Linked DNA regions of Mus musculus: regions 1, 2, 3, 5, 6 and 7 are each linked to region 4. Evidence: chromatin loops called from intact Hi-C (ENCODE). Cell type or tissue: heart. All regions are shown on one strand. Region 1 overlaps Sesn1 (sestrin 1). Region 2 holds the start of Afg1l (AFG1 like ATPase). Region 3 holds the start of Cd164 (CD164 antigen). Region 4 holds the start of Cep57l1 (centrosomal protein 57-like 1). Region 5 overlaps Ccdc162 (coiled-coil domain containing 162). Region 6 overlaps Snx3 (sorting nexin 3). Region 7 holds the start of Ostm1 (osteopetrosis associated transmembrane protein 1).

Region 1 (4,000 bases), 79 kb before region 4:
CCTTTTCTAATTAATTTTATGTCAATCAAAAAACAAAAGGCTAGTTATATGGGGTGTTCCTGATGAGCTGAGTGTGTATCCCAATTTACCTCAGACCAGGTACAGACAGGACAGTGAGTAGCTCTATCCAGCCACCCAGCACACACAGACTGACCTCTGAGAAAGTCAACAGATGACAGTTTTCTTACAGGACCTACCTGTTCTTACTAAAGCTTGCATAAAGACTCCTCACCTTGGAAGAGTCCCAAAGTATAGCACACACTGGAATGATGGCCAGCTCAGTGGAGAGAGCTGTCCCTGCATGTGCAAGGCCCTAGGGTTGATCCCAAGCATGGCCAAGTATTTCCATGCACCATCTCCTGAGAGAAAAAGAACAGAGTAGGAAAGGAGGTTTGGGCCAAAATAAGGACTTCTGTTAGCAAGTTTGTAATTCCCATGAGAGCATTTAAACTCTTAACTGGGCAGGTCTAATGTGTAAGTAAGGTGTAAAGAGAAGATGAGGGAGATACAGCAGCAACAGTACCACATCTACATCTACCTCATGATACCTACAGAAGAGTTTACAAAGCTCTTGGGGGTGTGCAGTCTGAGAATGAAACTGCTTTTTAGTTTTCTGCTTATTCCTTAACTGATATAAAGGGGCAAAAAAAAAAAAAAAAAGAAAAACAAACAAACCCATATAGAGCTAATAATGGTAATAAAAAATTAAGAGCAGCAATAGCAGCTGACATAGCATGCTAGGAACCGAGTACTGTTTTAAGTACTAGTATTTACAAAAAAGGAACATATGATTTATGATATTGAAATCTACAAAATGTATATGTCTTTTATAATCTTTATGAAAAAGAAGCCAATGTCTTTAATGCTTTATTAGTGTGAGAGCCCAAGTCAAACTGAATGCATTTTCTAACTTCCTATGTAGGTTACTTTAACTATTTTCCCTTCTGTAGTTGTGAGAATTCAATTAGACTCTGAGCAAATCTTACAATCCAGATTCTAGGAGGCAGACCTGCCAAGAATAAAAGTTCTTGTTGAACTCAGATGCAGATGGCAATCAGCATAAACCTCACAGGTTCTCTGTGAAGACATGGCTGGAAAAGCTAACATGAGAACTAGGACTCCCCACCCCTCAACAATACTAACACCAATATCTGAAAGCCATGCCCACACCAGCACCTGCTTCCTCACCAATGTACAACAATACTGATTAATCCTCAGAAGATGGACATTCTGAGTGGCGTTGACAGCACACAGAAACAGTACGTCCTGTGCCACCGTGTGAACAGTGCTTGTGGACCAAAGCCCTGTCTAATCACATGCTTTGCTTATGTTCCGACGACCTTCATCAGCCTCCTTAAGAATGATTGACTGGCTACAGATTAAAGACTTTCTATGAGGTGTCAATCTACCTACTTGAAAAATTAGGTGAAAATCAGTAAACTATTTGAAGCATGTTTTTTCTTTGTCTACTTGATGCATTAAAAAAAGCCCATCTAGATATTTAAGACTATATCTTATAACACTGATGTCAATCTTTTTTTTTAAAGTTACACAAGTAGAAAGTGCATTTCTTTCTTTCTTTCTCTCTTTCTTTCTTCCTTTTTGGTTTTGTGTATGTGTGTGTGTGTGTGTGTGTGTGTGTGTGTGTGTGTGTGTTTGAGACAGGGTTTCTCTGTGTAGCCCTGGCTGTCCTGGAACTCAGAAATCTACCTGCCCAAGTGCTGGGATTAAAGATGTGTGCTACTACTGCCCGGCAAAAGTGCATTTCAACAAGGCAAAGAAAGCAAAATGTTTTATAAAAAGTGAAAGTCCTAACCCACTCTCCCCTTCCGGGAGAGTCCTTGTCTATCTAGAATTATGTGGATGTTTTAACATTCAAAGTATTTCAGAAGAATTGAGGAGCTAGAAGTGTTGTTTATATGTAGATTTTTTAAACTACAGCAAAAATGTACTAAATTTCTTCTGTCATTAACACTGCTAAGCTATTTAAAAACACGGGAAGTTAGGTACCTCTTTGTGTGTGTGTGCTCCATGGACCATGGTTTAGAAAAAGAAAAACTTCCTGACTTCAAAGTCCTACAACTGGGTTGGAGACATGTTCGGTGGTACAGAGTTACCTAGCATGTACATAACCCTGAGTTAGATGGGGAGGAGGAGGAGAACAATTTTTGGAAACGTGCTACTTGAGAACTGTGCCAATGCTTCCTTTGTAAAGTGACTAGTTTCCCATGATACACCAGTCCCTAGTTTATTTTACATGCTAAGTGTATTAAAGTGAAATACAGCTATGCAAAGCTTTCTAGTTTGTTGAATACAATTTCACAGGCACTATCATAATCAATGTACAAGCTACTGTGGATCTTTGGAAATTCTAAGTCTGAGCTGAGGATATTGCACAAAAACGCTGTCAGCAATAAGAGCTGTTCAGCCATGACCACTAGGGTTCGTTTCTAAGAATGGGAGCAGATGGATCTAGGGTGGCCTGCATACACAAACCATAAATGCTAACTCAACACTTCCACACTTTAAGCTTCCAGAGCAATGGTTTATGGTTTATTTATTGACACTGAGTATAGAACCCAGAGCCTTTCACATAGCAGACTACCACTGAGCTTTAAAAATTTATTTCTGAAGGTTGTTTTTGGTATGTGTAAACAACCAGCATGCAGTATATCCATGAACATTAACAGCTAGAATCCCTTTATGGAGTCGTTTACATTTTCATGACTATACATAGTGCACCGATTAATTGGCTATTAAAAAAAACTGGCCTGTGTCATTTTAATGGGCAGAGTAACAAGGAAATTATTCACATTTAGACTTCTTGAACTAAGACAACCCAACATATGATTTCAATTCCAATTTCAGTATTGACTCTCATCCTTTTAGATTCAAAGCCTTTGAATGTTCAACTTTTAGCAATTTTAAAACATCATCCTATTTGCACCATTAAAAACACACACACACACCATCTCAAATAGTTCTGCAGGCCTATTCAGGCACAGCAGGGATGGCTTAATAAACAAGGGCAAGAGCTGCGATGAGCAGCACAGGTCTTGACGGCGTTTTTTTTTTTTTGTTTTTGTTTTTGTTTTTAAATTCCATTTAACCGACTCAAATGTGGTTCTAAATGAACGTCGGCGAGGGAAGGGTGACTGAACAATCAGTTATGACCGAACGCCGGGGGGAAATCCACAGGCTGTTTGCCCTGAGACTTCAGCTCTGCTGCTCTGACTTGTGCGCACCGGCAGGGCACAGCAGTCCTTATTCTGTTCCAACACCTCCCCTTAGGTGATCTTGGGGTGCAGTCCCTTCCTTCGCCCAGGCCGCGCAGCCCTCGGGGGCGTTTGCGAAGCTACCGGTGCGAGCTAGTGTCGGCGGTGCTCAGCCCCACCGCCCTCAGCCCTCGCCTGCCCAGTACCTCGTCCTGGCCGCGGTCCCCGCCGCACTGGTGGCAGCTCAGCAGCTCGGAGACAGCCAGCGAGGCTGCGTACGCCTCGTTCGACGCGGCGGCCAGGCGCATGTCGAAGGGACGGCTGCGGCCGCGATCTGTCGCTGCAGCGCTTCAGTCAGCACCCGGCGGGGGCGGGGCGGGCGGCTCCGACAAACAAGACGCGAGGCCCCGCCCCACGCCCGTCACTCCACTGCCCGGCGGGCGCGCCCGCCAATGCCGGCCCGCGGGGACTCGTAGCCCCACCCCTTGGCGCTGGGGTTGGGGGAGCGTGCGGACCAGGCCAGCAAAAACAAGCTTGAAGGCCAAGCGCCCAGCCTGAAGCTGACACTCAGTTTGGGAACAGGCTCGCTGGGTGGAACCCTGGCTGGAAGATGCAATGTGCATCCCGGGACTCAGGGAAAGGCAACCTAGTTTCCCATCTCCTGGGCTAGGGCCGGGCATTTACCCATAGGCAGTCAGCAACGTCACCTAGCCGGGCCCTGGCAATACCAGGAGAAATCCTTACACTGTACAAGCTATCGAACCTTTTTCCTTTTTGATGCCCAA
Region 2 (4,000 bases), 670 kb before region 4:
TGATGTTGGTCTGGGGTCGGGGGGGGGGGGTGGGTGGTAGAAAGGGACCACACACCCCACATTCTCCAGTGTGGATGCTGGGCTCCCTCCATGTCCCCTTCCCAGCAGTGGCATTAAGAATCATGGGTGACTCTGCAACACTTTCCAGTTTTCCGTAACAACCCCTCAGGTCCTTTAAACAGTACACTTTGTATTTTTACTGAAATTACTCTTTCAGTTTAAAAAAAAAATCCTTATAAGCTAGACGTGATTCCAGGTCTGGGGACACAGCTGTGAGCATACCAAGCACAGGGAGCCTCAGTTCTTGGAAGAGCAGATAATAAACTAATCACCTAGCAACGCACAGTGTTGTGGTCTGAGGCTGAAGTGTCACTGTTTACCTACTGTGCACAGCACCTTCAGTTCAGGCTCTGTAGTGTGTAGACTATACAGTAGGTACCATATGGTGTTGAGTGTTGTGGAGAACATAAAATTGGCAGTGTTGTGTGAAATTATAATTTTATATAAGACGAGAATATAAAATTGGGAGTGCTGTGTGAGACTTATTTATTTATTTCAGTTCTGGGTAGTGGAAGACCTTTTTAAAAAAACCAGCTTGTGAGCAGGAGAGACAGCGGAACAGTTAAGAGCACATGGACTGCTCTGTCAAGAGGACCTGGGTTCAACTCCCAATACACATGCAGAGGCTCGCAACCATCCATCTTCAGTTCCAGGAGATTTGGTGCCTTCTTCCAGTCTCCTTAGGTACTAGGCACACATGTGATACATAGCTATGTATGCTGGCAAAACACTCATAAACCTAAAAAAAATTTAAAAACAGGTTGCTTCAGCCAGGCAGCGAGCGGGGCGGCACACTTTTTCTATCCTAGCACTCAGGAGGCAGAGGTAGGCAGATCTCTTTGAGTTCAAGGCCAGCCTGGTCTATGGAGCTAGAGTTCCAAGACTGGATGTGTACATCAGCAGATACGGTTGTTCTGGTCAGAGCTTGGAGAGGGAAGAAGGGAGGGAGGGAGGGAGGGGGGAGAGAGAGAGAGAGAGAGAGAGAGAGAGAGAGAGAGAGAGAGATCCAAATCCATCTTTGAGATCCTGACTGGAAGCTTGGGTTTAAGTCGTAGGAAAGAGGTACAACAACTCAGCCGTCCAGGTCAGGTGTGACCTGTGCATCACTGGCCCACCATTGCCCAGCTCCAGTGTGTCCTACAAGCTGGTTCTGCACTGTCTGAACCGTGTGACGTCACTTCCGGGAGCCCAGCTTCTCCCTTTTCTGGTTGGCACCAGGCTTCAACCTTTTCCTTGTCCCAGCGTGGGATTCTTGGGAGCAGTTTGATTTCTTAGGGCCATTGTTTCAGTAGTGCAATAGCCAAAGGGAAAGAAGACACAAGTGTCTCTTTAGACTATCTTCAGTCCCATCGGGGTGGGTACATACTTTGACATATTAGCAGAGAAAAGGCTTGAAGTTACTCTGCCATACTACACCTTCCATTTCCTGTTTCTTCAGAATTCCTCTTCTGGTGACCACAATTTGGTTTCCTGGAATTCTTCTTAGTGTTCTCTTTTTTGGTCACACAATTGAAACTTTGTTTCCTCCTTCCTAGGAATGCTAGACTTTCTTGTTTTCCATAATTCCCAGCTAAATGTTCAGGTCTTTTAGATATGATCCACGGTTGAAGGGTTTACTTTTTTGTTGTTGTTGTTGTTGTTTTATTTATTTTTAAGGATGTAACTATGTAGTTGGACTTCTAACCCTGCTGTCTACATTTCCCAAATGCTAGGATTGCTGTTTGTGCTTTTTCTTCCCAGACTGGTGAATCTTGGGCTTCCTGCTAACTAGGCAAACACTCTATCAGCTGAACACCACCCGACAACCCCTGGGAAGGTCTTTGTCTTTTGTTAAAAGTTAATCTTGTATGGACTAGAGAAGTGGCTCAACTGTTTAAATAATGTGTAACTTATGCAGCCGACAAGGGTTTGGTTCGTAGCACCCACGTTGAGTGGCCCACAGCTGCCTTTAATCTCAGCCAGCTCTGGGGGGATCAATGCCCACTTCTGGCCTCCAGAAGAATCGCTTTCAATATAGGACACACACACCTAGACAAAAATATAATCTCCGTACTCCTCCACAACAGTGCTCTCTCCTTGATCCCACTATTGTCTTTAGCTGCAGCGTTCATCTAGCCAAAGGGTCGCCAGCCTCAAATGAGGGCAGTCGCAAATTCAAGTGGTCACACCATCCCATGACTGCCACATCCACCAGCTGTCAGTCTGGGCCCTTTGGCTTTCCTGTCCCACTTATAAGCTTCTTCAAAGCATGAAAACATGTGCTATATAGAAGATAATTTCTATTACTCAACAGCTCAAACAGAAAGTGGCAGAAACACATTTCAGGTACCCTTCAGAGACACGTTGGACACCGAAAGAAAAGTAAATTGAGGCTATATTATAGCAGATTGGACGAGGTATAATATATACCTCTTGGTCACCTTCATATTATGCGGTCTTAGAAGGTTCACGATTATTACTACAAGCTACAATTGGTTTCTCAGGCCTGGAGAACTAGGGTTTCAGTGGGGGCGGGGTGGAGAGTTGGTTCTAGCCGCCTCTCAGCGGGGTGGGGCGCACCCGCGACTGTCAGGACACGCCCCCTCAAGGCGCGAGGCCTCTCGGGACTTGTAGTCCCAAGGCCCACCGGAAGGCGTGAAGGGCAGGCGTTGCAGCCTTTCTAAGCTTGAGGTCATCTCTCTTTAACGCTCTCTCATTTTCAGGCGTGGCCTCCTGGAGCGCCACAGCACCCGGCTGCTCCGTCGCGTCTTCTGGGTTACAATAAAGTTTTCCTCCCTGTACGGAGCTCAAGATGGCGGCCTCCTGGTCGCCCTTGGTTACTCTGCGCTCCGCCGCGCGCAGCCGGCTGACTGGGAGAGGTGTTGGGTGCGGGGCGCGGGTCGTCGCAATCCCTCCTCCGGCCCCTGGCCCTGGGAAACCCCTGTGGAAAGGTCAGTGACCGTGTCACGAGCGGGCCGCGCAAGGCCCTGGGGTCACCCCACTGTCTGATCCCTCCCAGCTGCACCCGTGGCTTCACAAGTTGTAAGGATCCTAGAGACGAGTTCGTGTCTATTGACCTTTTGCATCTCGTTGCCCCAAAGAGCGCTGAGCGCCTCAGGCAGCTGCCCAGAGTAACTTCCATTTGAGGGTCAGAGGCCAACCCAGTTCTTCCCCAGGTAACCCAGGCCTGGAGAGGGCAGGTGTGCAAGAGCCCGGCTTGGAGGGATGGGGGTAAGCAAGATGGGGTTGGTGTGTGGGGAGCCTTTCACCCCAACCCATCTGGGCTCTTAAGGCTGGTGATGGACTTAATGGTCATGTCAGTCAGGGACCCTATGCCCCCTCCCCGCCCATTTTCTCGATGCAGTCTTAAATTCCTAGGGCATCACTTTGTCTGTTTGTCTGTCATTTATCTGTTTTGCCCCTGACCTTCGATTCTTTCGTTCTACTGTCATGTGTCTGTGAATGAGTGGTTAGCCAAATTACAATCACGTGGTCTCACTGTGTGGTACAGGCTGGCCACGAACTTGAGAACCTCCTGCTGCTCTTTCCCAGAAGTGCTAATTTTACCTCTCTTCACTGGACTGGTTTCTCAAAAGACAGCAAACCCTGTGTCCTTATTTCCTTGGCACGTAGGATGGTGATTGGTGTCTGATGAGCAGATATTTTCAAATGAACGACGTTATTCTCATGGTCTTCCTCAGTCACCTTTCCTCATCTCCAAGAGCTTCTTTATATACCTTCAAAATCGGATATAATTTAACAGAGTATATATATGCAAATGCCGATTCTCATCGTCTCAAGATAGGTTTTTTTCCCCCCTCAGTCATTGAAATAAATACCAGACTGTGAGCTTTACATGGCCCACTTAGCAAAGGGCCTTGCTATCAAGCCTGAGTTCAATCCCTAGGACCCATATGGCAGAGGGGAAGTACCAACACCCACCACTTGTCCTCTCTTGCGC
Region 3 (4,000 bases), 290 kb after region 4:
GCCTTAACGAACCCTAGAGTTGAACAAAAGGCGTGTTCCTTGATCGGATTTCAGAAAAACGGACAGACTGAATTTCAACCTAACTCCACAGCCTTAAAACACAGGCCCCCGGGAGATCACATCTTGCTCTTTATATGTCCCTAGGTTTCACTTCTCATCATCCGCCACAAGCCTCGTTCTTCCCTTACCACTCAAATCTCAGATACAGCCAACACCGCTCAGCTAAGTCAACGTGAAGTTACAGGAGGCTCGCTGGTGGGAGGGGGCAAAGGGACACCCAACTCATCTCTAAATGTCCCCCACCTATCCCGAACTCCTTCATTAGAAACTTCCGGAGAAGTTTCGAGGGGAGGACAAGAGTCTGTCCCACGAGCCCAAAGTTTGCGCACCCCGCCGACCGCGGGGCGCGTCGCCTCGTCCAATTACTCCTAACTGCCACCGCGGAAGCAAGCCACGTCGCCGTCCCGAGCTGCGGCGCGGAGTTACCAGGCGCTTGGGGGGATGGCGCCTCTGAGGGCAACGCTCGCGGCCTAGCTCGCCTGTCGCCTTCGCCCCCCACCCCGTCGGGCCGCCGTCCTCCGGCCGGGCGGCCATGTTGCGCGAGTCCCCACCGGCTCGGCGCGTGCGGCGGGCGCCCACCTGGTAGCACGGTGGGCATTTGCGTCGTCGGGACCACTTTGGTGGTCGTGGTCGGCACCTCGGTCACGTTGGGAGCCAGGGTGGTGATGTTGGGCTGCGCGGCCGAGACGCAGAGCACGGCGAGGCAGGTGGCGGCCCAGAGCAGTCGGCGGGAGGAGCCCGACATTGTGTCTTCAGCCCAGGCGTCCGGGAGAAAAGCTGCGGCAAAGCAGGCTCCGTCTAGCACTGCGTCCCTGCGGCGCCGCCCCCCGAGAAGCCCGCCCCGCGGGAGCGCGCGCCGGTCACGTGAGCAGCCCGGCGGGGCGGGGCGGAACGGGCGAGACCACTAGGAAGCCGGCCGGAGGGAGAGAAGCGGCCGCGGAGACCTCTAGGGCAGCAGTCCGTGCGTCGCAAGCCGTCCTTCTTGTCCTGGGAGGATCACGCGCGGCACAATGGAGCTTTCCTCACATCTGCACCACGGATGATCTCCCCCCGCCCTGGCAAGGATGGAACTGCCCACGTGACGTAGCGAGGGGCGTCCACCTGCGCCGCCTGGGAGGCGGGCCGCGAGGTGTCACGTGACCCCTCGGTAGCGCGCTGCGGGTAAGAAGCCCGGAGGCTCTGAGACCGCTGAGCTTGAGTTCTGCTGACCGCGCTCGCCTAGGGCTCTGTAGGAGCCGCCTTTTCTTCCGTGAAGCTTGATTTATTTTTAAGTGTGAATTTTTGTTTTTGAGAGTTCGGGGACTCAGTAATGACGGAACCACGGGATCCAAGAGTTTGCCGGGCCACTGGTTCAGTGCCCGTAGCTGTGGGTGGGACCGAAAGTGATCTGTCCCGGACGCTTCCTTGTCGTAACCGCCACCGGTGCCCTTGCCTCACCTGCTTCTTCCGAGTCACTCAGAGATCCGCAGTAGGGATCGATCTGTCCCAGCCCCAATCACTGTGGTCAGAGAGGAAGACGGCTAGGGATGAAAAGCCTTCGTGCCTCTTCCTATCCCCACATCACGAGCGACGAAGTATGAGACTTGGGGAAAGTGACCTGACCCTGACACTAGGATAGCATAGTGGCAGAACAGGCATTTTCAGTGCCTGTTGGCGGACTCTGGCTCTCTTTAGTCGTGAGCGCCATCTGATGCCGGGTCTCACAAAATAATCAACGCTTGACATGCTTATAGTAGGTGGTTTTGGTTTTTTTTTTTTTTTTAAATGAGACTTGAAAATGATAGGTAGAGCTAGGAATGTAGTTCATTTGGTAGAACGATTGTCCCTCATGCAAGAGTCCCTGGGTTTTGCACTATGCTGTCTTGATTGTTTAGCGTTTGCCATATTTTATGTTACAATTTTAATGTCATAATTTTAATTATGCATGTGACCCTAATAACAAGAATATCAGATGTTTCGGTGGTGTCTGTTTCGCTGTAGTATGCATTTTAAAAAATGACTCTAAAAGCATTTTTACAACTTTAGCGAAAGATTGAAAGCCCTTATTTCTGCCAGTAATGAATTTAATGTGGTTCCTTTGTGGGTGTACTCTGTAAAATAAATATGAGCCAGTGGGTTGTGACTGACCAAATCAATGGTCTTAGCATTAAGGTGCAGTCAAATAGTCATCATAAGAGCTTTAGAGAAGCTGCTGTTCTCTCAAACGCCTCACATGACACCTAGGCTAAAAGAAGAACTTCTGTTTGGAGATTTTAAAGCAGAGGTTATGTTCCATCTCCTCTTCCTGCTCCCAAATCGATGATCTCATTTGTCCCTAGGATGAACACACTCTGCTGTGGGGACCATTGATTTAACAGCTTGTCACTTGAGTGTTCCAACTATAGTCATCAGATTTCCTTTCGTTTCTATAAGGGGACAATTTCAAGACTAACAAACTGCTGGCTCGGTTTATTTTAATAGCATATACAGTACTAGATCAAGATTTAGTTCCAAAGTCATTTTCACTGCTGTAGAATCAGCTTTATTTTCAGTTTAAAGGAGCCAAATTCCATTTATTGTCTTATTTCTCAACTTTGACGCTATTGTGGCTAGTTGACTCTTCCTGTCTAGTCTCTATAGGTTGTGTAATAACAACCTGGCCTCTATCTAGGAGAGGGTAGAAAACACCCTACACTTCCCTTGTGCCAACACCACCCCCCCTAACATTTTCAGTGTGCCCCAATGGTAAAATCAACAACCTTAGTTGAAAACTAGTGTGCTAGACCCTCTTGGGGTCACATATCAGATATTATGCATATCAAATATTTACATTGTGTAAAAGGTAGTGGTTCCATTTTGGGAAAGTAAGGAAGAAAACAGTTTTAATGTTAGGGAAATACCTTTGAATTAATTAATTTGGTTTATTGAAAAGTTCCTGTGGTGTCTTAGTCAGGGTTTCTATTCCTGCACAAACATCATGACCAAGAAGCAAGTTGGGGAGGAAAGGGTTTATTCAGCTAACACTTCCATGTTGCTGTTCATCACCAAAGGAAGTCAGGACTGGAACTCAAGCAGGTCAGGAAGCAGGAGCTGATGCAGAGGCCATGGAGGGATGTTACTTACTGGCTTGCTTCCCCTGGCTTGCTCAGCTTGCTTTCTTATAGAAACCAAGACTACCAGCCCAGGGATGGCACCACCTGCAATGGGCCCTCCCACCCTTGATCACTAAGTGAGAAAAATGCCTTAGAGCTGGATCTCATGGAGGCATTTCTTCAACTGAAGCTCCTTTCTCTGTTATAACTCCAGCTTGTGTCAAGGTGACACACAACCAGCCATTACATATGGTATCAGTGAAAACTGGCCACAACACAGTATGACAGTGTTAATGTTCCTTGAAATGATGACACACTGTCACTGGACTGGTTTTGTGGGGAGACATTACCGAGTTTTTATTGGGTATCTGCTGTGCCAGGCATCATTAGAAATGTCTTCACTTGCTTTGCAGTCCAAAACAAGCATGTTTAACTTAAAAAGTATGATGTAAAACTTCAAGAATCTGGGACATGGTGTTACTAAACCACTCACTCATTACCAAGTAATCAGTTGATAGTTGGGGGCAAATGCCATTTTTAATTTTAATTATTGGATTTTTAAATTTTATTTTGAGACAGGGTCTCAGGTAGTCTAGGGTGGTCTCACACTACTGTGTATAAAGGTTAACCTTGAACTGCTGACCTTCTTGCCTCTACTTCCGGCATGGAAGTGTCAGGATGTATACTTTTAAATGGTGGTCATAAGAACCACTGCACACATGTTATAGAAATTACTTTCTAATTTCCTAAGCCTATTTTCTAATTTCTTTATCACTCTCTAATGTCTAATAGCCTGAGGTTTCTACCCCACCTTTGGTTACTGAGCTCCCAGATGGAAGACACACTTGCAGCCTTTATATTTACAATAA
Region 4 (4,000 bases):
TGCTCGCCAGGCTGGTCTCGAACTCCTGGTGGCATTATTCCTCAGCTTCCTGGGAGTATGGAGAGTAAGCTACTGAACGCCCAACTCTGGGTCCAACTTTTCCACCTGGACAAGAGTTACCTTCTTTATGACTTAGGCTGTTTTTTATTATTGTTTTCTAGTTCTGTTTTAGGATGCTTTTAGAAAATGAAATCCTGTCTTTGTTAAAGAGCCAGAAAAAAATTATCCTGCCAGTTACTCTGAACAAATAGGAAATATTTCATGCAACTCCTCATTTTTGAGGCTTTCAGTGTGAAACTTTCCACACCATAACAATGTGAAAAGCGCACTGGCTACACTTGGCAACAAACAGAAAAAAAATGACAAAGACTGGATTTTAATTAACCAGACCTTTCATATATATTATATTCCACAGACAATGCCATTTCTACCCAAAAACACCATAAAAACAATTCCTGTTCATCTATTTTTGAAAACCGTTTTTAGTTTAGCCTGTTCCATTTGGGCCCAACATTGAACGTTTTACAGAACCCTCTAATGCCTAGTGATGTCATTATTAACAGCTAACCAGTTAGACTACCCCCATGGAAGCAAAAGCGACGGGAATAACTAAGTCAAATCACATCGGCTAGTTAAGTCACTCTAAAACTGCTCTTACCTCGACGCTCTTCAGAATGAGCCCGCTTCTCTCTCGCACATCTTTAAAGGGACATCTCTTAGAGAGCATAAGCAGATGAGCAAGAAGTTTATTCATCCCATCCAAAGAAACCGCGTTTGAAAGTCCGTCTGAAGGTCGGGAAAGTGTCTCTTTCGCTGAACGAAGGTATTCGGTTTTTCTCAAAACGATCTGCCTAATGTTTTCCAGTGCTGTCTCTCTAGTAGTCGTGTCTCTGCTGCACAGTCCCTCCCATCTCGCTTCATTCTCTCCTTCAGCCATGACAATCAAGAGCTTTTTCTTTTTCAGCGTTTAGTCAGTTACCTTTCAGCATTCCCCCAAAGCAGCCCGTCGTTTGTTTGTTTTTTAAACAAAAAACAAAAACAACGAGAAACGCTAAGAATAAAGTCAGAGAAATCCAGCCGTCGTGAAAGCAGGCGTCTGGATGGCACTGGGAATCACACGTGCTTTTTAAAGTTGATGCTTTCAAATCGATCCACAAGGCGGATCACCCAGGCACCCTCTCCTACACGAGGGCAGTCTTCTGACAGAGATTGAAAAGAACAAACTTGGAAAGTTGCAATCTCACAGAGCTGGTTAGCTGGACACAGAGTCCCGGGGAAGTGTTCTCTGTGTCGCAGGGTCAGCGGATATCCTCACGTTGTGGAGCTGTCAAATCCGTGCTTGGTCCCAAAAGGCTGGTAAACAGTAGAAGGTTCTCCAGCCATTCGATTTTTTGTCTGTGCAGCGGCTGGTTCTCGACCGTTCCCACCCCGCCCTCCTCCGACACCAGTCTCCGCCCCCCTCGGCTCCTCCTAGCGCCGCGGCAGGGCAGCGGGCGGGTGCTGGCGGGGTAGGCGGTAGACCCTGGCCCTTAGCTGCTGGGGCCCGAGGCTCCGGTGCTCCGGGGGAGCAGTGTCCGCCAATCACAGTGTCAGCGGCGACTAAGGGCGGCGTCCCCAACCCTGCCGGTTCTTGTCCCCCGGGGTACGCCGATGCTCCTCTTACTCCTCTGTCCTCGCCCACCTCCGCCAAGCCAGAGGGCACCCCGCAATCCAGCAGTCATCGAGCCCAGGGCTGCACGGCTGAAGCAAAGGGCCCCAGGCACAGAGCCCGCCCCTTCGCCCAGCCCCGTCGGTGGGGATCGGCCCAGAGGGCGGGAGCAGGGAGGGGAGACGGGGTCCTCACCCCCAGCCCCTCCCCTGTCCCCGCCCGGGACCGCCGGGAGCCGCCCCTGCCCCATGCCTGCCTCTCCGCCCAGGCACACGCGACCCGCAAAGACAGCCATTGGAAGCAGCCCCGCCCTCGGGCAGAGTACCTCCGGACCCCGAGTCCAGCGCGCCACTGACTAAGACCGGCTGCTGCGCATGCGCGACGCCGGCCAGGGCGCATGCGCTTTCCGCGGTGTTGTCCTTTCTCGACGTTTGGAGGCGCTGGTTTGAAGAAGGGGAAAGAAAAGTAAGGAGTACAGATGCCCGGAGATGTTTATCGAACAAGAAAAGCCGAACAAATAAAGGTGCTCTATAGTATTCCAAGTAGAAATGGGATAGAATTATGAGTGACAGCCAAGCAGGCAGGGCTTTGCGTTGGCTTTTGGGAAATGTAGTTGTAATGCTAACTACGCGCTCTGTTTGCGACAGAAACTACAATTCCCAGATGCCACCGCGACACTTGTCTTTGCCCGCGAACCAACGGTTCTGGAGGCCGTGGTTAACTGGGAGCGTCCATCTGGTAAGCGTGGTAGGCTTGGTTGTGACCCGTTCAGTGAAAAAAAATTTTTTTTTTCCCCTCGGAAACTCTGGTGCCGACGCCATCTGGGATTGCTTCCTTTCCGTCGTGGCTTGCCGGGAGAGAAATAGTGCAGGTGCTCAACACCTTTGGTTGGGTGACTGAGGCAAGGATTTGGGGATCATTGTTTGGAAGGCCAAGGAGCAGCCTTAAGACAGGCAAACTGGAAAAAAAAAAAAAAGAAAAGAAACAAAAAAGCAAAACAAAAAACCGACGCCGCTGCTTCTGCTGTCCTCTTGCACATAGGCCCGTGCTGAATGGATTAGGAATCCCTAAGCGTTGCCATTGCACCTTTGCCCTTACAGGGATCTGTTTTGTGCTGTCTTTGCTCAGTCAGATAGCATCCGAAGGGGATCTTTGAAAGCAAGTCTCTTGTGTCTGAGACTGAAAAGAACTTCAAATGTCCTTAGGTTTGGAAGGTTCTGTATGAAAAGAAGCCTATAAAAACCTCCTAAATGTGTTATCTTTGAACGATATGGTCATTTCTCTAAAGGTGTTTTTGGAAGGTTTTTAATAGACTGGTAATCGGATTCGATTTTAATCCTTTGTTTTACAAAGTAAACATAGTCATAAAATATTAATCTGGAACTAAAGAGATGGTGCAGTAGTTAAGAATTGTTCTTATACAGTACTTAAGTTCGATTCTCAGCCCCAACTTGGCAGCTCACAGCCATTCATAACTTTAGTTCCAGAGGATCTGATGACTTCTAACCTCAGTAGACACCAGGCATAAACCTGGGGCACAGGCATACATGCAAACAATACACTCATTGAAAAATCCAAAACCATAAAAATTAATGAGGCTTTTAACATGAGAAAAGTGTAACAATAACTTTTATTCTCCTGCTGTAATTGCTGTCTGGAGGCTTACTGCCTCCATCAGCTAATCTAGGCCCAATCCTGCAAGCTTCTAGCTTCTGTAAAGGCCTATAGTGTTTCCAGCTTTTGAGACTTCCTGCTGAATAAGCTCACTCTTTCTAGCTCTTTCTGAATTCTTGCTCTCTGGTTCAACTCAGCTGTTTTGGCCCAAACTCCTCTGACTGATTCAAACTGGCGTCTCTTGCTTCTGACTGAATTGCTCTGCTTGGCTTCAAACTAACTTTAGCAATGTGTTCTACTCTTCTGGCTCCTCCTTATTCTCTGGCTCAGCCTGTCATGTCTAGCTTGTTCTCTCTTCACCCTGTCTCTGTAAAACTCTCCCGGTAACACTGTCTCTTTTCCTCTCTCCCTCTGTCTGCTCCCTCCTATGTTGCCTCTCTCTCCTCTCTCATGAGAGTTGGGTAGATCCTAGTCTACTGAATCTTTTTCTGATTCATCACTTTGTTTCCCTCTCTGTTAGACTTCACTTTCAAACAAAGCTGCTTCCTTCTACAAACTTTGCCTTCATTGTTTGGGATTAAAGGTGTGTACTAAGGGTGTATCTGTGTTCTAACCAGAGTAGCTATGTTGCCGAATTAAAATCCCTCTACAGAAGAGTGAGAAAGATACCCCTCATCTTATTAGAACACTTATGTGGCCAGGCGGTGGTGGCACACGCCTTTAGTCCCAGCACTTGAG
Region 5 (4,000 bases), 120 kb after region 4:
TTTTTTAATCAATTACTTTATTTAAATTTTAAAACATTTTACGTTCTCATTTAACACCCTGAGCCCTGGACCTTGCAATAGTTATATGTCCATGAAGCCCTCTGGATAAGTGGACAAATATCACAGGAGCAGCATTTGCTGAACTAAGAGCATCTCCTGTGAACTGGCTGCTTACGCTCTGCCGCCTCCTTTAGATCACCCACAGGTGCATTGAGGTTAAGGAGAGGAGTGACATAGCTAGAGACACAGTTGGGCAGCCAAGCCCGTGCCTGCTCTGGCTCCCAGCACATCAAGGATGAGAGACAAGAATGCAAGGGAAACCTCCTGCGATTTCCTGTCAATAGCTGCGTCCCTGTCTTGTGGGTCATTGCTTCTCTGCTCCATGAAGATTCAGAAAACAGACAACATACCTGTCATTGATGGCTGATTTTACTCTCAAGATCTTCTTCTTCCTGCTCTTCCTCCTCCCTCCTTCCATCCCTCCCTCTTTCCTCCCTCTCCACCAAGGGCTAGGAGAAGAGATAAGGCATGGATTGTCTCCAACTGTCTTAGTCAGGGTTTCTATTCCTGCACAAACATCATGACCAAGAAGCAAGTTGGGGAGGAAAGGGTTTATTCAGCTTACACTTCCACGTTGCTGTAGATCACCAAAGGAAGTCAGGAACTGGAACTCAAGCAGGGCAGGAAGCAGGAGCTGATGCAGAGGCCACGGAGGGATGTTCTTTACTGGCTTGCTTCCCCTGGCTTGCTCAGCTTGCTCTCTTATAGAACAAGATTACCAGCCCAGAGATGGCACCGCCCACAATGGGACCTCCCACCCCTGATCACTAATTGAGAAAATGCCTTACAGCTGGATCTCATGGAGGCATTTCCTCAAGGGAGGGTCCTTTCTCTGTGATAACTCCAGCCTGTGTCAAGTTGACACACAAAACCAGCCAGTATACCAGCTTCAAAAACCTGACACCAAGTGTCCAGGTGGGTGTTTAGGCTTCTGTGGCCCTAGGGACTTGCTGGCTTGGGCCATCCTTGCCCAGTGACCCTGCTGATCTTTTCTGTGGCGTCCCAGTCCTATTGCTTATACTGTCAAAGTGAGAACATGTATTTCCTTTTCTTGCCTTCTGTTCCCGCCCCTTAGTATTGGAGACTGAACCCAGGGCCTTGCCCATGCAAGACAAGTGCTCTAGCCACTGAGCTACGCCCCAGTCTCTTAACAGAGCATTTAACAGAAGTACTGTCCAACAAGGGAGCACATTACCAGTGCATTTTACAACATTATCTCAGGACTCTTGGGGCCAAGCGGACAATACCAAAGTAAGCTTACTGCTATGTCCCTCTGGCTCCCTCAAGTGTATCTTAGAAATATCACTGTGGCTCCTTGGCCAGGGGCTGCAAGCTAGGAATCTGCTTTGCTGCTGTCCTCTGGCATTCCCAGGGCTGCCAAGCCTCACGTTGCCCATTGAGCTCCATGGGGACAGCACTAATCTTCTGTCCTCGAGCTCCACTCCTCGCTTGTTGTCCAGCTTAGGGAAGGACTCCCTTCTCTGGGCTTGAACAGCCCATCCTCCATGTCTGCTCTGTGATTCCTAGGGTCCAGCTGTGTTCCTGAGGCAGCAAGTGTGGTTAAAGTTTTCCTAAAGGATTTCCCATTTGATAGTTCCATGTCGTTTCTACCTTCCAACAACCCACCATGAACATAAAAATAAAAACATTTTGTTTCAGTGATTAAAGTGTCAGTGTTCTATATCAACTAAAAAGACAACAAGGTTTAATAAGCACACTGTGTGTCAGACACAAGATTTCCCCTCTAAAAGGAATACAAGTGTGTGTGTGTGTGTGTGTGTGTGTGTGTGTGTGTGTGCGCGCGCGCGCGCATGGGTGGAGTAGGGGACTGGGGTAAATCAGAGGAAAGACTCTGGAGAGGAGAAAGAAACTGGCCAGGGAAGGGTTAGCAGAGATCAAGTATATCAAAGTAGAAGAGGGTGGCCTTTATACCCCACCACCACCATGGGCCAGAGTGACATTCCTTCTGGAAAGGTTGGGAAGGGTCACAGCGATCAGGCTGGCCGCCTGCTATCTGCTCTATCATAGCATCCCGTAACACAGCTTCTGTTGCACAAACCTCCCCGCAGCTCCGTTCAAATACCAAAGGATGTCGCTCACTTTAGACGCGAACGGGAAGCGGCTCTGAAGAGAACTCTCCAGGTGAGAGGGGGGCATGGGCGGAGTCAGGAAAACAAGTTCGATTTAGCTAAGGGAGAAAGAAGTTCGCAGGAAAAGCTCCCCACCCCCACCCCGGCAAACAGCTGATACTTTTGAACAAAACAGCCCCACATCCTGTTCATTGCTAAGCTAAGCAAGTGCGAATCATTGTATCCTTAGATAGATCGGATGTTTTGACATTTGAAATTTGGTAGATTGAGGATGTTTGAAACTCATTCATTGTTTGGGTTTAGGTGGCTGAGTCCAAGCCCCTTGTTATTCAGGCAGATGTCCTCAAGAGGGAGCTAGAGAGCTGCCTAAGGCGAGAGTACACACCGGAAAACCTTCCTCTGCTTCTGTTGCAGGTAGGGTCATCTTGCAATCTGAAAACATACTTGGAGTATATTAGAAAGGAATCAGCAAGCTGACTTTTAGGTAGCTCCTGTGGGCAAGTGTTCTGGAGATGGGTAATTTGCAGACTTGGTGTAAATGCTTTCTTCATCAGAGATCATTTCGTTCTCACAGCTAAGTTCAGCTTAAACTTGTTGGGCTGAGAGATTGACCGGGTCTGCCTAAATACTGTTTGTGCCGGTCTTCCACTCTGCAAGGAAAAAAACAACCTCCATCTCCCAAAGGCCAAAAAACAAAAACAAAAACGTTTATTTCTGAAAACCACTCTTAAGAAAATAATTCAAAGTAGGAAAATAATTTGCATTAAAATTCCTGCAACATTGTAATAAGAGTGAGAGATGGAGACAGGAGGGAAGAAGGGAAGGAGAGAGGGAGGGAGAAAACCAGCCAGCCTTACTACCGTCAAGAGAAAAGCAAATCAATGTAGATTGCTATTTGATAGACTATTGTCCTTCCATCGAGTGTTGTTGTTTTTGTTTTGTTTTGTTTGCAAAGGAATTACTTCATCTTGTGATATTAATTAAAACTATGTATGCACATTTGATAATATTGATCATATTGACCAAAGACAGAAGAATCCCTAAGCTTAGGTTGCAGGACAATGAAACACCCCTGAACTTTTATATAGCTTCTCAACTTTGCATAATCATGTAGTATTTAAAGTTTTTAAATGATTTATTCTTCACTTCTATTAAATCATTTAAGGTAGTCCATGTTATGAGTTGTTTCCCCTCTTAAATAAAGTTAGCTCTTTAGTAAGTAGTTAGTGCTAATCACAGAAGATAATGAGATTCTATTTGCAAGTTAAAATGTTGTTCATTTAGAATTTTTCTCTTTATAATTGTCTTTCTTCCTTCTTTTCTTTCCTCCCTCCCTCTTCCCTACCTGCCTCTCTCCTTACCACCTCCCTCCCTGCCTCCCTCCTTCCCTCCTCCCTCCCTCTTTCCCTCCTCCCTACCTGCTTTCCTTCTTCCCTCTTGCTTCCCCTCCTGCTTCCTTCCCTGCCTGCCTCCCTTCCTTCTGTTTTCCTGGTACTCACCATTCATTTTTGTGTAACAGGGTTCACAATGGAGGGAGAGGAAGGGTAGGGATAATAGATATTTGTGTCTGGAGATGTTCTTGGCTTCCAGAGTTTTGGGGGCAGTGGACATAGACGACTGGAGCATCTCATGTTTAGCTACCAGAGGCTAAGGATGATGTCGCACACTACTGCACAGAACATCCTGCAACTAAGAATTATGATGCCTCAATTGTCAACAGTGATAAGGTTGGAAAAGTTCTAGAACAGCCTGGATTTCCATAATATATTCATTCCTGTATTATCTGGAGAGCTTTCTTTAATGTCACTTGTAGTTCATGCCGGCCAGGAAGACATTCTCATGGTGTTTGT
Region 6 (4,000 bases), 700 kb before region 4:
GAATTATAGATAACTGTGAGCCATCACATGGGTGCTGAGACTCAAGTCCCGTGGAAGAGCAGCCAGTGTTCTTAATCACTGAGCCATGTCTCAGCCCTCTTAAGTCAGTTTTCTATCTTCTTATTTAAAACAGGGTTTTCTCACTGAATCCAGAGCTTATCATTTTAGTCAATACCCAATGAGCCCATAGAGTATTGCCAACCTTTGCCTCTCAGTTTTGAGGTTAAAGACACTGCCCACCACACCCAGCTTTTTGGTAGCTGGTGGAGATAAGAACTTAGGTCCTTATGTCTGTGTAGCAAGTGACAGTATCAAATGCCAAACATATCAGTCATTTGGCTAACAGTCATGTAAGTGCCAGAGGTACCACAAAGGTAATAATGAGTGGGAATAAATTGTTATAAACCAGCAGTTTGAGGGTGGTTTGCCGTACAGTGCTAAAAAAACATTTAGAAGTAACAGAAGTGTTCAACATCCTTGGCCATCAGAATACTGATGCTATCTCAAGGGCCAGGCAGATGGCTTAGCTGGTAAAAGCACTTGTCACTACACTTGACAACTTCTCTACAGCCCGCCAGGACCCAAACGTTGCAGAGAACAGACTCCCGTAAGTTATCTTTCAGAGGGCTGGAAAGATGGCTCAGCGGTTAAGAGCACTGACTGTTCTTCTAGAGGTCCTTAGTTCAATTCCCAGCAACCACCTGATGGCTCACAACCATCTGTAATGGGATATGAGATCCTCTTTCTGTGTGTCTGAAGACAGCTACAGTGGACACACATACATGAAATAAATACATCTTAAAAAAAAAGAAAAAAGTTATCTTCTGAAACCCACAGGTAAACCATAGATATGTGCACCAATACCCTCAGATTCCAAAAACAAAATAAAACAACCACAAAAACACTTTAGCTCACCCCAGTCAGAATGGCTATCATTTTTCTTTAAAAAGGTAAATTGGGAGAGTTGTGTGGGTGTTAGTTAGAACATAGACACCAGTAGTATGAAGGTTCATTGATTATATGACCCAGCTATAATTTACGACCACTCTTTAGGTCTAAGGATTCTGTGTCAGCAAACCAGAGGCAGCTGTACGTCCTTGTTTACTGCTGTACTATACACAACTGCCAGTGTGCAGAACCAGCCTTGGTGTCCATTAACAGATGAACAGCCAGGCAGTGGTGGCACATGCCTTTAATCCCAGCACTTGGGAGGCAGAGGCAGGCGGATTTCTGAGTTTGAGGCCAGCCTGGTCTACAGAGTGAGTTCCAGGACAGCCAGGGCTACACAGAGAAACCCTGTCTCAGGACAAAAAAAAAAAAAAAAAGATTGAAACTGTGACATTGCAGGAAAATAGATGGAAATGGAATTATTTCTGGGTTCAGAAAGACAAAAATACATTCTCTCATATGTATAGTTGAAAACTTATTCATGTATGTGGGGAGACATGAAAGTAGAAAAGGGTCTATGGAGCCGCGAAAGAGGGTAGAGAAATGTTTCAGTCAGACGCTAACAAGGAGTCCTGGGGAATCAAGTAGTCGGAATCCAGTATCAGTATTCTACGACCCAGGCAGGTCAAGTACAGAAAACATAGGTGCTCCCTCTACTGGCCCATCTTCTGTACCCATACTCCTGGCCAGATTTGGGTTCTCACCACACATCCTGCACATTTTCACTGTGTGCACCAAGCTAGAATTGAACTTACCTCTTTCCCTCTCCCCATCTTCAATCTACCACCCACCCCCCCCCACACACACAGAGACAGACACACAGAGTGTGTGTGTGCATCCAAGTGCAGGTGGAGGCCAGAGGTCAATCTTTCGTACTTTTCCTCAGGATCCACCCACGTTGGAGATAGGAGTCTCTCACCAGGACTTTGAGATTAGGCTGGGCTGGCTGGCTACAAGTTCTAGGCTTCTTCCATGTTCACCTCCCCTTGCCATCACAACTAATTTTTTACAGGGCTGCTGGAGGGCTATCTCAGGTCACTATGCTGGAATAAAAGTGTGTGCCAATATGCCCAGGTCTCAGGGCTCCTCATCTTGTAGGCAAGCACCTAACCAATACAGAATCTGTCACGCAATAGTTTATAAGTGTTCACTTATTGGCTAATTGTAAAAAACTTTTATTTTTGCCTGAAGTTCACTGTGTAGCCCAAACTGGCCTCAAACTCCTATCAATCCTCCCTTCCAGCCTCCAAGTGCTGGGACCGCAGGTGTGAGCTACCATGATTTATTAAACTCAATGTTTTGAGCAGTTAGTAAGGAACTAGCCCCCAGAAACTACTCAAACCTAAGATTTTTTTTTTCTTAAACATGTATTCGTCTTTTCTTGATTTCTGGCTTCAAAATAGATACGCTTAAAGGTAAACCCACCAGACATAGGTGTGTACAGTCTAGGTCTCTCCTTTTCAAATACCAAGCCATAGAAGCTGACAGTTTTTAACCTATTAAACTGCCTCTCCTTCAAAACACATTTGTTTGTTTGTTTGTCTTTCAAGACAGGGTTTCTCTGTGTAGCCCTGGCTGTCCTGGAATTCACTCTGTAGACCAGGCTGGCCTCAAACTCAGAAATCCACCTGCCTTTGCCTCCCAAGTGCTAGGATTAAAGTTGTGTGCCACCACTACCCAGCCAAAACACATTTTCTTTTTAAAGATTTATTTATTATATGTGTGTACACTGTAGCTGTCTTCAGACACTCCAGAAGAGGGCATCAGATTTTTGTTATGGATGGTTGTGAGCCACCATGTGGTTGCTAGGATTTGAACTCAGGGCCTTTGAAAGAGCAGTCAGTGCTCTTACTCGCCGAGCCATCTCACCAGCCCCCAAAACACATTTTCTATCTTTGAAAATTATCCATAGTTGTTTTCACAGGATCTGATATATTTGTATTTATTATAACTATTTTAGAACCCTTCCAATCCCATCAAGGCTACTAACAAGTATAGCTCTGTTTTTCTCAGTCTTCCCTACTGCCTGTATTTCCCAGGGAGACCACATAGTACACAGTGAGAAAATTCCTAATTAGGTGTCAAAAGTGCCTTGCTGGGATACTTGTTAAAGTACCAATGCCCAAGCCTTATCTATCTAGTTAAGAGCATCTCTAATGGGACTCAAAAGCTCGCCACATGCCATGGATGTATGAGGTTGGTAGAACAGGTATACACTCTATCAGATTTAAATCCCAGCTTTACCACTAAGAGTTAGGACCTTCAGCAAGCTAATGTCCTGAACAGGTGTGAATCTAGGTGTCCACTTTGTGCTGAGCAGTGTATGGTGTGGGACGAGGGTGTGTATGACAGTCTTCATCTTTTAGGAACTTCTAGTGAGATCCAGGAATCACAGACAGCCACCAACAAGAAACAGGGCAACTAGGGCACACAGGAAGTAAAGCTAGTCTAGTGAGGCAGGGTCAGCAAAATCTCTACAAAGGGGACATTCAACCTGAGTGCTATGGGATAAGTCATGAGAGCGGAGAGGAAGTACATCCCAGTCCTGAGTGAAGTGCACTTTCATCTTAAGTGGAGCTCTGCTGTGGCCCCATAGAACAGCTATCAAGGGAGAAATTCCTCCCCTCACAGCATTAGACCAACGCTCTCCTGGTCACCTCTTCACAACAGACTCTGACCATCTTCTCAGCTGGTTTTCAGGCACACCTTACCTGCTGACGTCAACTTCTACATCTCAAGCATGGCAACACTGGAACGCCCTTCCAAGGGTTAAAACATCTGAATACACCAAAATTAGGGTGTAGATATAACAAGTTTAATGTATTTTTTAAATAAAAAAACAATTGCAGCCTGTACCAAAGACTTACAGTAGCTCTTGTGCATTAAGCAAACTACTTCCTTTGGGGAGGAGAAAAGCTTTGTGCCTTTGTTTCCGACTCTTTTAAGCTGAATATAGATCTGAGTTTCTAATCATCTAATAGAAGACAGCAGGGCTTTTTTTTTTCCCCCGAGACAGGGTTTCTCTGTGTAGCCCTGGCTGTCCTCAAACTCA
Region 7 (4,000 bases), 870 kb before region 4:
AGGGAGGGGGGAGGGTAACAGACCACATGAGATATGAAAGTGGAAGGGTCACACTGAAAAGGAGGGCTTACAAATGGTGGGAGGGCACAACGGAGAGGGAGGGGGATGGGTTATAGATGGTGGGAGGATACAAGGGAGGGGGAAGGGTTACAGATAGTACAAGGGAAAGGGAGGAGCTACAGATGGTGGGAGGGTAAAACGGAGAGGGGGGTCATAGTGCGGAAGGTACAACGGAGAGGGAGGAGTTATGGATAGTTGGGGGTACAACGGAGAGGGAGGGGAAGGGGAGGTTACAGAGGTGGGAGGGTACAAGGAAGGGGGAGGAGTTACAGAAGGTGGGAGGGTACAACGGAGATGTGAAGCAGGAACTTGGAGAAAAGGAGATGTAGAGTGGACAAACTGTTACTGTGAGGAGATGCCAGCCTGTTACTTGGTAGACTACTTTAAAGACAGGGTTGGGGCTCTGTTAGTACACAGCTTGTCTAGCGTGGACAAGTCATGGGTTCTATTCACAGCTGCATAAAACCAGACCATAGTGACACGTCCGTAATCTAGGCACCTGGGAGGGGAAAGCAGGAGGGGTCAAGTGATCCTCTGCTACTCGGTGAGTTCAAGGCCAGTCAGGGCGACAAGAAACTTCATCACAAATAAATACATTAATTAAATTAAAATAGAATGAAAAGACTCCCTAAAAACAGCTTATTTAATGTAACTGCTCAAAATCAAATACAACGCTGCATATTAAAGTCATAGAGAAAGGAGCGAATCTGAAAAATACTGCATGCACTCCTATTTAAACTGCCTTGAAAGCCAAATCTTTCCACAAAGAGTGACTCTGGACTTTACTTAATGCAAATGAATGTCCCCATTTACAAAAAAAAAAAAAATCTGCTTAGTAACATTAGGCTAGATTAAAAACAAGATACACCTATTGACATTTCTATTTAGTTTAGTCAATTACGACCTCTAAAGCAACTGAAGCCACATTTTTCATGAGACTACTTGGCCCCTCAGGACGCAAGAACCATTTCCACCCCCAATCCCTGTGTCCTCCTTATTTTTCCTTTACCAGGCAACCCTGTGACTCTCACGGTGGCCGACACCGTAATCCTTTCCTAATTTATACAGTTCTTAGAGGCAAAGACTGTGTCTTCCTCTTTTGGTTTGCCTTCATTAAGTCCTTCACATTACCTTCCAAGTGACCAGGAAAGCTCTCGAGTTACAGAGAAGGCAGACTATCCTAAAATGGCAACTCACCGACCACGAACTATTACTGTATGTCGCTTTGTGTGGCCTCTCTTTGTCCCCACTTTCCGGATGAGAAAACAAGCAGAGAATGTCACTAACTTGCCAGAGAACAAGCTGATAAACAGGATGGAACCGAACTCAATACTTTGAAAAATAATAAAGGTCACACTGATAGAAACTGGTGGCTCTGGGTATGTTCGCTGCAATGTTCCAGCAAACCTGTCCCAAGAAGATGCCGGCTTACAGCATCCAGGGGGACAGCATTCCAAGCCATAAGCCCCTAAAGTCACCCGCTTGTTTCTGATACCCTAACTCCACAGACCGTCCAATGCCGTTTCCTTACTTTCCCAACCCCCCCCCCCCCCAGGTGCCGAGGCTGCTCCTCTACCCACCCCGATGTTTCGGCTGATGTTGTCCATCTTGATTGCGACCTGTTGGAAGAGCGGGTAGCAGGTCTGGCAGAGGCGCACGGGCCGAGCGCTGCGCACCATACAGGCGGTCAGCTCGGCGCTGCTATTGGCGAAGTCCATCAGCAGCTCCCGGCACTCAGGCTCCAGATCCGGCAGGTCCGGAGGTAGCAGTGACAGCGGCCCTAGACCTCCGCCCTGCAGCAAAGACAGGGTCAAGTCCTGCACCTCCAACAGCTGCTGCTCCGACAGCAGGTCCGCAAAGCCTGGGTGCCGACTGCTGGTGAAGGGGAGCGCGCACAGGGCGCACCTCCACCGCAGCAGCTGCAGCAGCAGCAGCGCCGGCAGCCACCGCCACGGCCACCCGCTACTGCGCGCCAGCTCCGCGTCCCGAGCCATCCCCGGGCCGGACTGTAACAGATAGCTCGCCCGGTGCTTCCGACAGCAGCCGCTTCCGGCTTCGGCCGGCGCAGGCCCTGAGTGGAGTCACGAGGTGAGTGCGTCACGGCCCCGCCCACCTGCCTCCGGAGGCGCGCGGGTGTGAGCGCGCCCCGCTTGGAGGTCTGTAGAGCTGCTGCAACCCCAGTGCATCCCAGGCCTCCGTCTTGCACGCTCTGCACCCTGCAGTTCCCCGCCTTCCATGAGCCTGTGGAGTTTGTTCTGGTTGCTGGAACTCCAGGGAGATGACTGCCGAGTGAGCTCCCAGAAAAACCCAGTAGACTGATGGTTTGGGCAGGTGTTCATTTTCATTGGCTCTGGATTAGTAAAATTTCTTCATCTCCTCTGGAGAGTGGATAACATCCGTTGGCAGTTCTGGTTTTGGAACTTGTGGCTTCAAAAGGCTTGATTGATTGATTTTAATTCTCAACTATCTACCCCGAACAGAACTTCCTGGGGTGATGAATATAGTCCACGTCTTAGTTAATAGGGAAGCCACTACCCACATGTAGCAGCTGAACCCTTGAATTGTAGCTACTACGATGATAGAACTAATTGTCCAATGTCACTTAATTTAAATATAACTATCTGACTAGTGACACCTGTGTACGGCTCGGATCTGGGTGTAGTGTTTTAGCGCAATAGAAATCCTACCTAATACATACACTTGAGCATACCCCACTATGTTATTATTATATATTCTATATTATACGATTATTATACCATATATTACATAACATATTGTAACATAATATGTAATATTAATATATAACATGTAATATGTGACACGTAGCATTTTATGATATGTTGTAATATGTTATATTGTATATTATGTAATGTATAATATATGTTATGATAATAAATATGTATACATTATATAATATTAATACATATAGGTATTTTTCTTCTTGGAGACAAGCCTCATGTAACTCAGGCTAGTTCTCTAACACACTAAGAAACATGTTTGCGCTATACCAGAGAATGGCCTTGAAATTCTGATCTTCCTGCCTCCCTGCTGAAAGTGCCACCATGTACCCCCATTGCCAGGTGTTTGTGGTGCTGGAGACCAAACCCAGGGCCTGGTGTGTGCTAAGCAAGCAAGCATTCTGTCAACCCAGAGACATGAGAGAGAGAGAGAGAGAGAGAGAGAGAGAGAGAGAACCATAATAACAAATCAAAAGAAAGCCTATTAATAAGTCATTGCAGTAGACACTGGAATAAAGCAAGAGGCCAGGATATAATGTGCTCAAGAGTAGGATGTGAGGGGTGGGGACATCCATGTAGAGACAGAGGTATGGGGAGGAGGTACGGGATGTGGATCAGTCGGAGAGTTGGGGGGGGTAATAAAATATGGAGTGTAAAATAATTAATTAATTAATTAAAAAGAGAAAGAAAGAAAAAAAAGAATAGGATAGGAAAAAAACCATTGTAGGGCCATCCAGCAAGATGGTTCAGCAGGTGTTGTGTTCATGGTTCCAGGGGGCTAGCATCCACAGCGGCAGGGGAGGCAGCAACAGGCTGGAGCAGGATACTGAGAACTCACATCTTAAACACTGAGCACAAGCTGAGAATGAATGGGAATTGTGGGAGTCTTTACATTCTCAGAGCCCACCTCCAGTGACACTGCATCAGGGCTGTACCTCCTAAACCTTGGCAAACAGTGCCCCAACGGGGGACCAAGTGTTCAAAGGTCTGAGACTCTGGAGTTATTATCATCATGTCCTGGTCTGAATGAGAATGCCACCATAGGCTCATATCTTTCTATGTCTACTCCCTAGTAACATACTGCTTACAGAAGATTTAGGAGGCATGGCCTTGTTGGAAGAGGTGTCATTGGGAGTCGGCTTTGAGGTTTTGAAAGCCCATGCCAGGCCCAGTGTCTTTGTCTGTGTGTGTGTGTGTGTATG

What was found. Hi-C counts contacts between places; a loop is a spot of excess contacts. Peaks named below come from ENCODE experiments on the same cell type or tissue, not always from the same donor. Only the 100,000 strongest peaks of a DNase experiment are listed, where the experiment ranks them.
Region 1: it touches region 4 in a loop (4-fold over the local background); 10 of 42 quality-filtered maps call a loop at or near these places.
Region 2: a loop joins it to region 4, with 2.9 times the contacts of the local background. A loop is called at or near these places in 4 of 42 quality-filtered maps.
Region 3: it touches region 4 in a loop (14-fold over the local background); 14 of 42 quality-filtered maps call a loop at or near these places.
Region 5: a loop joins it to region 4, with 2.3 times the contacts of the local background. A loop is called at or near these places in 4 of 42 quality-filtered maps.
Region 6: a loop joins it to region 4, with 2.6 times the contacts of the local background. A loop is called at or near these places in 5 of 42 quality-filtered maps.
Region 7: it touches region 4 in a loop (2.3-fold over the local background); 2 of 42 quality-filtered maps call a loop at or near these places.

Annotation. Positions count from the first base shown.
Region 1 is chr10:41,887,017-41,891,016 of GRCm38, reverse strand. The region is part of intron 1 of Sesn1 (sestrin 1); the gene reads right to left. Among named protein-coding and RNA genes, the nearest start is that of Gm33058, 70 kb to the left of the region's middle. In heart, CTCF peaks have their summits at 2,436, 3,252 and 3,509; DNase peaks (open chromatin) are centred at 1,256 and 3,676; H3K4me3 peaks cover 1,917 bases; H3K27ac peaks cover 1,123 bases.
Region 2 is chr10:42,477,253-42,481,252 of GRCm38, reverse strand. It overlaps Afg1l (AFG1 like ATPase), which reads left to right and starts at 2,688. Exons shown (of 13, transcript NM_145743.2): 1 at 2,688-2,990. The coding sequence starts at 2,852. In heart, CTCF peaks have their summits at 2,718 and 3,994; DNase peaks (open chromatin) are centred at 2,173 and 2,802; H3K4me3 peaks cover 1,464 bases; H3K27ac peaks cover 2,142 bases.
Region 3 is chr10:41,516,340-41,520,339 of GRCm38, reverse strand. Cd164 (CD164 antigen) reads right to left here and starts at 840. Exons shown (of 6, transcript NM_016898.2): 1 at 640-840. The coding sequence starts at 805. In heart, a CTCF peak has its summit at 1,727; a DNase peak (open chromatin) is centred at 1,019; H3K4me3 peaks cover 2,308 bases; H3K27ac peaks cover 1,741 bases.
Region 4 is chr10:41,807,959-41,811,958 of GRCm38, reverse strand. It overlaps Cep57l1 (centrosomal protein 57-like 1), which reads left to right and starts at 2,091. Exons shown (of 11, transcript NM_001243074.1): 1 at 2,091-2,171; 2 at 2,296-2,386. The coding sequence starts at 2,312. Sesn1 (sestrin 1) reads right to left here and starts at 1,385. Exons shown (of 10, transcript NM_001162908.1): 1 at 659-1,385. The coding sequence starts at 937. In heart, CTCF peaks have their summits at 1,470 and 2,091; DNase peaks (open chromatin) are centred at 1,578, 1,868 and 2,278; H3K4me3 peaks cover 3,186 bases; H3K27ac peaks cover 2,532 bases.
Region 5 is chr10:41,688,589-41,692,588 of GRCm38, reverse strand. It overlaps Ccdc162 (coiled-coil domain containing 162), which reads left to right. Exons shown (of 48, transcript NM_001358562.1): 3 at 2,130-2,202; 4 at 2,454-2,564. Among named protein-coding and RNA genes, the nearest start is that of Mir3473b, 20 kb to the right of the region's middle. In heart, a CTCF peak has its summit at 2,492 (motif pointing right); no DNase peak of the experiment used is centred here; H3K4me3 peaks cover 999 bases; H3K27ac peaks cover 542 bases.
Region 6 is chr10:42,507,962-42,511,961 of GRCm38, reverse strand. All of the region lies in intron 1 of Snx3 (sorting nexin 3), which reads right to left. Among named protein-coding and RNA genes, the nearest start is that of Snx3, 7.9 kb to the right of the region's middle. In heart, a CTCF peak has its summit at 1,605 (motif pointing left); no DNase peak of the experiment used is centred here.
Region 7 is chr10:42,677,038-42,681,037 of GRCm38, reverse strand. Ostm1 (osteopetrosis associated transmembrane protein 1) reads right to left here and starts at 2,122. Exons shown (of 6, transcript NM_172416.3): 1 at 1,641-2,122. The coding sequence starts at 2,054. In heart, a CTCF peak has its summit at 2,217; a DNase peak (open chromatin) is centred at 2,127; H3K4me3 peaks cover 2,486 bases; H3K27ac peaks cover 1,455 bases.